2 separate regions of the Homo sapiens genome follow, and region 1 is linked to region 2. Evidence: read pairs that join two places in POLR2A ChIA-PET (ENCODE). Cell type or tissue: Caco-2. All regions are shown on one strand. Links, peaks and the distances in the headings refer to the core of each region. The heading gives the core; the rest is flanking DNA.

Region 1 (4,397 bases), core at 226-4,225, 70 kb after region 2:
TAGGTCGTGAGACCCTTCCACTAACCTTTCTAATGGCATAAAGTGTGTTCAGGGCTGCCATTTCCCAAAGGACTGAGGACTAAGCAGAGAAGAGCCAGTCTCTAATCATGGTCTAAAGACTTCAAAGAGGGTCATCTTCTGGCTTCTTTCTCTCTGCTCTGGTTCCCAGCAACCAGCCTTGCTGTAGATTTTCAGTATCTCTGAGGGAAGGACACCCACTCGATCACATTCATGTTCAGTTAATTTACTTTCTTTTTTTTTTCCTTTCTTTCTTTTTTTTAGAATCCAATGGCTATTAGCCCTTAGTGGAAACCATACAGCAGCAAAAGCCACAAAGGCAAGATAGATGGCTTTGCTATGTATCCTATAGATAGCATTACTTTTCTCAGATTCCAAACCTTATCCTGATTTCACCTTGATCCTTTGTAAAACTGTGCCTTGATTTTCACTTTGTGCTTTCAGGATAAAAGGATCTTAGGCCAAACCCAGCTTACCAATACTCCAGCACCCATTCTAAGTATGTGCTATCCTGGTACCTCTAGCATGGCACTCCTGGAGGTCAGACTATGTTTTCTCACCTTTTTACACCTGGGACTGGCATACTAGGCCTCAGTGAGTTTATAAAAGAAGGGAGAAGGGAAAGGAGGGAGGGAGAGGACTGGATCTAGACATATAGAATAAAATTTATTCAGTAAATTTTTGAAACAATATCTTTGTTCATGTATTATATATTTAATTTTTTCACCCAAGAAAAGAACATAAGAAAGTGCCAAAGATCACAAACTACAGTATTGATACCAGTAAAATAAAGACCAATCATAACAATAACAAAGTGGGATTTATACCTTAAAACTCTTTATTCTCACCCTGACATCCTAATTTTTTGTGGCATGTCTTTAAAATAATAGGCAGTGATCCCATTAATATTTTTCAACTGCAAAAGTCCAAAGATTTGAGTATGATAATGAGCATGATAAGAAACAGTATGTTTATTCAGTCTTGAAGGATCTCTCCACAACTTACTTATTTACAGCAAAGGGGAAAATAGTACCTTCACAGTGGCAGACACCACCTTAGCAAAGTGAGCAAAGCTAACATCACTAGCAGGTACATGTATCAACACCACATACTCCCTGATAAGACACACCAAGTCGGGAAGCTTGAGGTCAGGAGTTCAAAACCAGCCTGGCCAACAGAGTGAAACCCTGTCTCTAGTAAAAATACAAAAATTAACCGGGCGTGGTGGCACGTGCCTGTAGTCCCAGCTACTCGGGAGGCTGAGGCAGAAGAATCACTTGAATCTGGGAGGTTGAGGTTACAGTGAGCCGAGATCGCGCCACTGCACTCGAGTCTGGGCAACAAAGTGAGACTCCGTCTCAAAAAACAAAACAAAACAAAACAAAACAAAGATGCACCGAGTAGAGCACAGGATCACTATTGTCATATTCTTGCTGAAAACGCATAATCTGAATTTGATCATGAGGAAAACGCAGACAAATCCAAACAGAGGGAAAATTTACAAAACAACTAACTCTTATTTTTCACAAGTGTCATAAAAGTTCAAGAAAGACTGAGAAATTGTCCCAGAATGGAAGAGACTAAGAGGTTGGGGCAACTAAATGTGTGATCCTTCAGAAATTTTTGAATAAGGTCTATAGATTAGTTAATAGTAACATATCATGTTAATTTCCTGGTTTTGATCATTATATAAATATTATGTGTCATGCTAACATTTGGGAGGCTGGGTGAAAGGTATATTGGAATTCTTTGTACTATTCTACTACTTTGTTGTATGTCTGAAATTATTTTAAATAAATAGTTAAATTTTTTAAATTAAACAATTCTAAACATCTGGATATTAGATTTCAGTGCATATCTGTGAGCACTGAATCTGTGAGCATATTCTTGAGAAAAAGCAAATAAAGATTGTAAAGTTGCTGGTATTTACTTTACGTCAGTGGATAACAAACATTTTGTCATTTTAATTACAGACAGAAAGAGCTACAGAGAGTCAGAAAGACAACCTAAATTGGTATGTCTGCATTGACAAAGCAGATCAAAGGGAACCAGGGATGCATCTTAGAGCCACACCAAGGAGGCTGTCTCTGTCGCTGTCACAGCCTGTGCTACCAGAATCAAAGGCAGGCTTTTCTCTGATTGGTTAGGTCAGGCTGCTAATGAGGCAAAGGTCATGGATTAGATTCATTCTCAGGGCCGGTGAATGTCACTTTCTCCCTTGGCATTTTGCTGATCACAAGAGACCGAGGTGTAAAAGTTTGACTGCAACAGCAAGAGACCAGCCCTACTGTGGGAAAGAACTAAAACACCATCCCTAAGGTCACGTTTAAACATGATGGACACACTTGAATATAATCACTGTCACCTAAATGTGATTCTAAAAATAACTGCCCAGGAAAGGAATCCCTTATTAGATTCGCTTTCCTCTCTTCGACCTGTAATTAGGAGACCTGGAAGGGTGAGGCTGATTGGCCTCTGTGCAAGCCCAGACATTCTAGTGAGCCCCATTGCCTCTGTAGCAGAAGGGTGTGATGGCTTTGAAGGCTGTGCTCTCTGATTTAACAGCACTTACGCAGACACCAAAGTACACAAAGCATGAGGCTCCTCGCCTTCTCCTGACAGTTAGACATCTTTCAGCTTTCATATTCCAAAAATTTATTGAGAGGGGGCTCCATTCATAAAAATTATGTTCCTGAGTCTCATGTGTTTACTCGGAGAGCCTCCCTGACGTACTTAGGATTCCAAAGTGGGAGGTAAATATGTGCTGGAAAATTATCTATTCCAAATATCAGCGTGTTTTACAGCCAAAAGCAGCTAAGGAATCAGAAGAGGTTTCAACATATGATTAATTTTAGAATGGTAAACACACAGTGATTTGAAAGTAAATTTACTTACAGGGTGAAATACAAAACAAAGTTAGCAGGCTTCACTCGCTTCCACCTGCAGTTAGAACAATTAGATACACACTACACGAAAAGTTGTCTCTTGAGATTCTTTAAACACAAGGATTTGTAAATATAAGAAGTCAGGAAACAGGGAGGTGTCTCTGCAAAGCAATGCTGCCCACCTCTCCACTTTCTCCAATGAGCTGTGGATTTCCAGGTCTTCCCCAGCACTTTCAATCCAGGTAAGGATTGGAAATGTAAGACAAACCAAAAAGACTTTTTTTTTTTAAATCCCTCTTGCTCCTCCTGATATCAATGTACTCAATAGATCGCAGGGAAATTAGCTGTTTCACTGGGTTGAGACTTGTCAGAAGCTCCTCATAATAACAGAAACAAAATAAAATCTAGAAATGCATCTTCCAACTAAAATTTGTGAAACTGTGTTCCATCTCTGCTGGATAAAGCTGAGTGCAGCTACAGAAATCAATGTCAGAAAAACCAACAACTGTGGAGTAGAAAGAAAGTAAAATCCCTCAAGACTCTAGAGCCACTGGGTTGTAAATATTCTTAAACCCAGGCTTATAAGACACAGCTGCCAGCCCATATTATACTAAAATGGTTGTGTCATTTTCAGACGAAGCAATTCACATTTGACCACTGCATCTTAATCTATGATTCCCCAAAGGTGGACTTGAATAGACTGCTCTGTGTTTCTTCTTATAGATTTCTACCACCCAAAGAACAGACTAATTTTACATTTCTATCACTCAGTTCCTTTATAAGCTATACCAAACATAAGGAGTATATAGTCTAAATTATTTCCCTCCCTGGAAATATTTATAAAAGTTTATCTCACTTCACACACACATTTTGCAAGGAAAGGTTACCTATAACAGATTGGTGCATGAAATAATATACAACAATGTCCTGGCTCCAAGCAAAGCATGGAATATAATGAGAACTTACCTCCTAGTGAGGGCCCAGTCTCCCTGCACTGTAGGCTGAGCCCATGAGGGCATGTGTAGAATCACGTCTATTGTTGGAAAGACAGACAGAAAAGCAGTCCCCCATTCAGAGGCTGAACCCCTCCAACTGATTCACTTGACCCCCTTTTTGTTCATCCTTGTATTTGGGAATCACAAAGAATTTCTTTTCACAGTTTATTCGGCATATTTGCACCCAAAATCTCATGGAAAGTAAAGAGTGTGATGATCATTTTGTAGATGAGAAAACTGAGACTCAGGCAGAGGCGATCATGGTGACATAGCTAGTGCCTGCAGAACTGTGCAGCTACTCCTTGGTCCTAGAATCAAATTCTCTCTCTCAGGCCAGAGTTGCTCCACATCAGCATCACATTGTCTGTCCAATATCCTCAGTGTCTGTGTGTGCTGGCACCTTCCATCACCTCTCTTTTCCCTCAAAATCCACAACATGCACATTTGCCCAAAGAGCCCCTATTAATCATACTAAAATGTTACCTGAAACTGAATACTA
Region 2 (4,397 bases), core at 311-4,310:
CTTTTTAGATAATGAGATTATATGTCTTCTTTGTGTTTTTATGTGATTTCCAAATTTTCCATATTGAACATATAAGCTTTTTAACATCTGGAACAAGTCATATTAAAAATCTGATTCTATTCTATTATCTATTCTACATTTTCAGGGAAGCCCTGTACCAGTTCAGCTCTTTGAATAGGAATTTTCTCCCTCTCTCCTTTCTCCAGAGAGGACCTCTAGGCCTCTCTACCCTCTCCCCTGAAATCCCAGCCTTCACCATCCAAGGAGTGCCCAGCTAGTTCCAGCCATTGTCCTGATCACAAACATTTCGGTAAGAATGCCATGCTTGTCCCTTGAGTCAGACTTTCATCCTCTTCAATCCAACCCGTTCATTCACTTGTGAGTTCAGCAGTCACTGAACATCTACTCTGTGCTAGGCAATATGCTAGATGCCAGTGACACAAAGCCAATAGGACAATATTCTGACTACGACAAAGTCAGACTTGAGTAGATAGCATGTGCTGTAACCAAGCTTAACGGGCACACAGGGGAGAGCATTCAAAAGCAGACCCAGGAAGGCAGGGAAAGCAAGGAAGAATGCTCAGAGGCTGTGATACTCGCCCTAAAACAATGGGAGCAATTTAGATCATAAACTCATGGAAAGATACTCTAGGCAGAAGAAAGGCCAGTGCAATGCACATAGGTGAGGAAAAGCATCATATATTCTGGCAGCCTCAAGGATCTCCACTTGACTGGAGTACAGTGTGCAAGGGTGAGTGTCAGGAGATAATATTGCAAGAGTATGTCCCAAATTATGTTACATGGACTACCAGGACTCTGAAATTATCCCTGGATTAAGAAGAGATTTCTTGCCCACATCACTCTGGGAAATGCCGTGTAGAGCATACGCATCTCTTGTGGAGTGATAGTGCACACTAGCATATTGAAGGCCTGCAGGAGGAAAACAGCCACTCTCTCCCTTTCCCCGGCTATTCTTAGAAACACACATTGAAAAAAATACTGAACCAGAGAAGTGGGGAGGATCCAGAGGATAAAGGCCTGTGTATTAAGCTAAGGAATTTTCTCTTTGCCCTGAAAGCTCTTTGGAACCTTGATAGCTTTCAAACAAAGAAGCCTCATGATAAGGGCTGTGGTTTAGAAAAAACCACTCTGGCACCGCTAAAGAGCCTGGAGGAAAAAGAGTAGAAGAGGAAACAGAAAATAGTACTCAGGAGGCTGTGACAGGAATAGAGAGTCGCAGAAATGTGGCCCTAAAACAAAAACTAAGGAAGCAGAAGTGGGATTAAGATGGTGGACTAGAGAATTTGACCCAAAGCAGACTTGGTGGCTTAGTCTACGTAATAGTGATGGATACAAATGTGGTGGAAATCAGGACTAAGTGTGTGAGAGAGAACTCTCTAACATGTGTCTCAGTTTCTCCCTAGGGTCATGGGACAGGAGAAAGCATGCTTTGAACAAAATGTAATAAATGGAGTTGCGGACATATCTCACACGTGATAGGAAAAATGAGTCTGAAGCTCAGCAGAGAGATATAAATGGACAATACAGACCAGGAAGGCATTAGAATACAGTCACATATGAAACCATGGCCTTAGATGGGAAATACATCACAATGAGAATAGAGGTTCAGGGCATAACCCTGGGTAATACCGAAGTTTGGCCAACAATAGTAAATCTACAAAAGTGGTAAGACGTGGCCACAGAGAACATTTGAAAACCCCAAAAGAGAAATGTCAAGGAAGCTAAAAGAGAAGCACGTGAAGATACCAGGTGCAGCCACTGGGATTAAATACCAAAGAGATCCAATGAGTGTGAACAGGAATATATCTATTGGCTTTGGCAAAATGTCACTAATCAGAGGGAAGCTGTCCTTCCAAGAGCTGACAGAGAGAGGGTGATTAGGACTGAATAAAATTTTGGTATTTGGGCTTTGACTGTTTTGGCTTTCGCCTGGGAAATAACTGAGTCTGTTTATTCTATGTTGAGAGTCAAAGGGAGGTACTGAGGGGGATGTCAGTGAGAAGGGAGGTTAAAGAAAATAGAGAGGGGTGGCTAACAGAGGGGTCTGGGGAAGCAGAAGGGATAGAATGCACAGTACAGAGCTGGAAAGGAGGAGAGCCCCTTAATCCTCTTACATTTTGGTGTAGGAGGCAGAGGAGCTTGAAGGCAGCAAGGGAGGAATCTGAGAATACACTCACCCAATGGCTTTAACCTAACCAACGTCAGGTTTTGAAAGGAGTGAAGGGATCTGAGACAGAAGATTGGGTTTCAGAGGAGAATTAGTTCATCACCTGAATCACAAGAAAAGGAAGATTCTGGCAATGTCAAATCTGCATTTAAAGCTTCTGAAATTAAAATCAACTCAATATAGAAAAATGTCAATATTAGTGTTAAAATAGATGAGCACAATTATCAAGGTAAAGTTCATCAGATTTAAATATGTGCCTATTTATGTCATGCATATGCATTTTCTATGCACCTTTTTAAAATAGGAACTTTTCCTTTGGTGTGTAGATTTGGGGAAATGTAAACATCAAAGCTCGAACTTTCCTTTTATCTTTTCCCCCTCGAATCTGGGATCTTTTAAAGGTTTAAGAAAACCACAAATAATATAGAGACAATATTTTTATTTACTATTCTTATTAATACTACTTTCAAATTTCTATGTAATGAAGTGTTATCAATTATTAGACTAATAATGTTTCTTCATTTTCACCATTGATTTCTTTTAAAGTCTCTGAGATAATTTAAAAAATTAAGATATTGACTAAATGGGTTCAGTGATGGGATGCATAAGACCATCTAACACTGCAGCAGAAACCTAATCAACCAAGTGGATTCTTACACCATGGCCTGAAGACAAAAAAAAAAATCCACACCTGGAGTAAAAATGCTAAGCCCATTGAGATGCTATTTTTGGTTCCTTGATTACGGTAAAATATCATCAGTGCATGTTTTTCAAAGAAAAATGAAATGCACACAGTATGAAGGCAAATCAAGAAAGCTGGAGCTTCTAAAATTGACTATAGACTCCACTACCACCACAGCTTCTCCTCTGTCCTTAGAAGATGCAATGCTTCATTCCAAGGCAGAATGACGTTGGAAACTGAATCAGAGAGCTTCACACCCTGGGAACCCAAGCATACAAGGGAAGTCTAAAGAGCCATTGGTCTGGTCTTAGAAAGACCAAGGGCTTAAGAAAATCTTCAAGGCTCCCCAATGCAGGTCAGTTCATCTTTCCTACAAATCCAGATTCTGACACAACCAAAAACAATCATTACAACCCTACTTCTTTGTTTAACTGAATGTGTCCTCTTGACTATTTTGATTTAATTTATTGTCTATCCCATACTTCATTCACAATTCATAAGGGAGTTAACTATTTATAGAAAAACCTTTAGAATAAAAGAAATACTCATTATTTAATTCATCAGGCCTGTAAATCCACATTTCTTGTACTCTGTTAGGGTTGTAGAAAGATAGGCTTGCTTGTAATTATAGTTCCTAGGAGCCAGGCATCATGCTTTTTTGTTTAATTTTTATTAACGTCATTTAACTTGCACTAAAGTTTTTTCAAGACTATCCACTTCCAGTAACAATAAAAAGGCTGGAGAACTGGTTTGAAAATGTTGGGAATCATGAAATTCCAGGCAGCCAGAAGTGGAGCCCAAATCATGCCTTACATAAGGTCTGGATAAGCTTATAAAAGCCAGGATGTTGTGGCTGTCATTGCTGTTGTTCATTGCACATTATCCTTGGTAGAACTGACACCATGGCCAATACTGAATAAGGGATGCTGCTACTATGACACCCTGGAACTTAACCCAGGGTACCACTGCCACCACCACATAAATACTTCCCAGCCATTCTCTTCTAGCAACATCACAGGCTGCAGACTCAGTACTCAGTAAGGACATCTGATTGGCTGGGCAAGTTCACTTGCACACCCTCCAGCAGCTGAGGAGATGGGAAATGAAATATATGCCTCCCTTCAGCTTTCCTGAGATTTTTCCCCAAAGCAGGAAAGATAGGTGGATGCTGGGCAGCTAATCCCAACAAATATCCACAACAGGGTAGCAATCTGCACCCAATAAGTATTTAAAAACTGTTCTTGGGAATGATATAGAAATATCTTTTTGCATTTAAAAAAGTGGATAGGAATTTTGTTGCAGAAAACTGTGTGAGAAACCATGCTAGTTCTCTTTGTTTTTTAATGCCTCAAAGGTATTTCTAAATAATGTTGCATAGAGATGTTGATTGTATGGACACTTTTTGGAAGAGAAATAAAGGCCAATTTTCACCTCCTGAGCCATCTTCATAATTTTCACATTAGGGAGAAAATAAAAACACAGTAACTGTATTGGAACACAGGCTTTAATGAGCTAATGTATAATAAA

Evidence for each region. ChIA-PET counts read pairs that join two places held together with the same protein. Peaks named below come from ENCODE experiments on the same cell type or tissue, not always from the same donor. Only the 100,000 strongest peaks of a DNase experiment are listed, where the experiment ranks them.
Region 1: POLR2A ChIA-PET joins it to region 2 with 6 read pairs; 2 of 35 experiments call an interaction of 5 or more read pairs at or near these places.

Annotation. Positions count from the first base shown.
Region 1 is chr13:34,625,564-34,629,960 of GRCh38, forward strand. The region is part of intron 1 of LINC00457 (long intergenic non-protein coding RNA 457); the gene reads right to left. Among named protein-coding and RNA genes, the nearest start is that of LINC00457, 13 kb to the right of the region's middle. In Caco-2, for the core only: no CTCF peak of the experiment used is centred there; DNase peaks (open chromatin) are centred at 2,138 and 2,548.
Region 2 is chr13:34,555,163-34,559,559 of GRCh38, forward strand. The region is part of intron 2 of LINC02343 (long intergenic non-protein coding RNA 2343); the gene reads left to right. All of the region lies in intron 1 of LINC00457 (long intergenic non-protein coding RNA 457), which reads right to left. Among named protein-coding and RNA genes, the nearest start is that of LINC00457, 83 kb to the right of the region's middle. In Caco-2, for the core only: no CTCF peak of the experiment used is centred there; no DNase peak of the experiment used is centred there.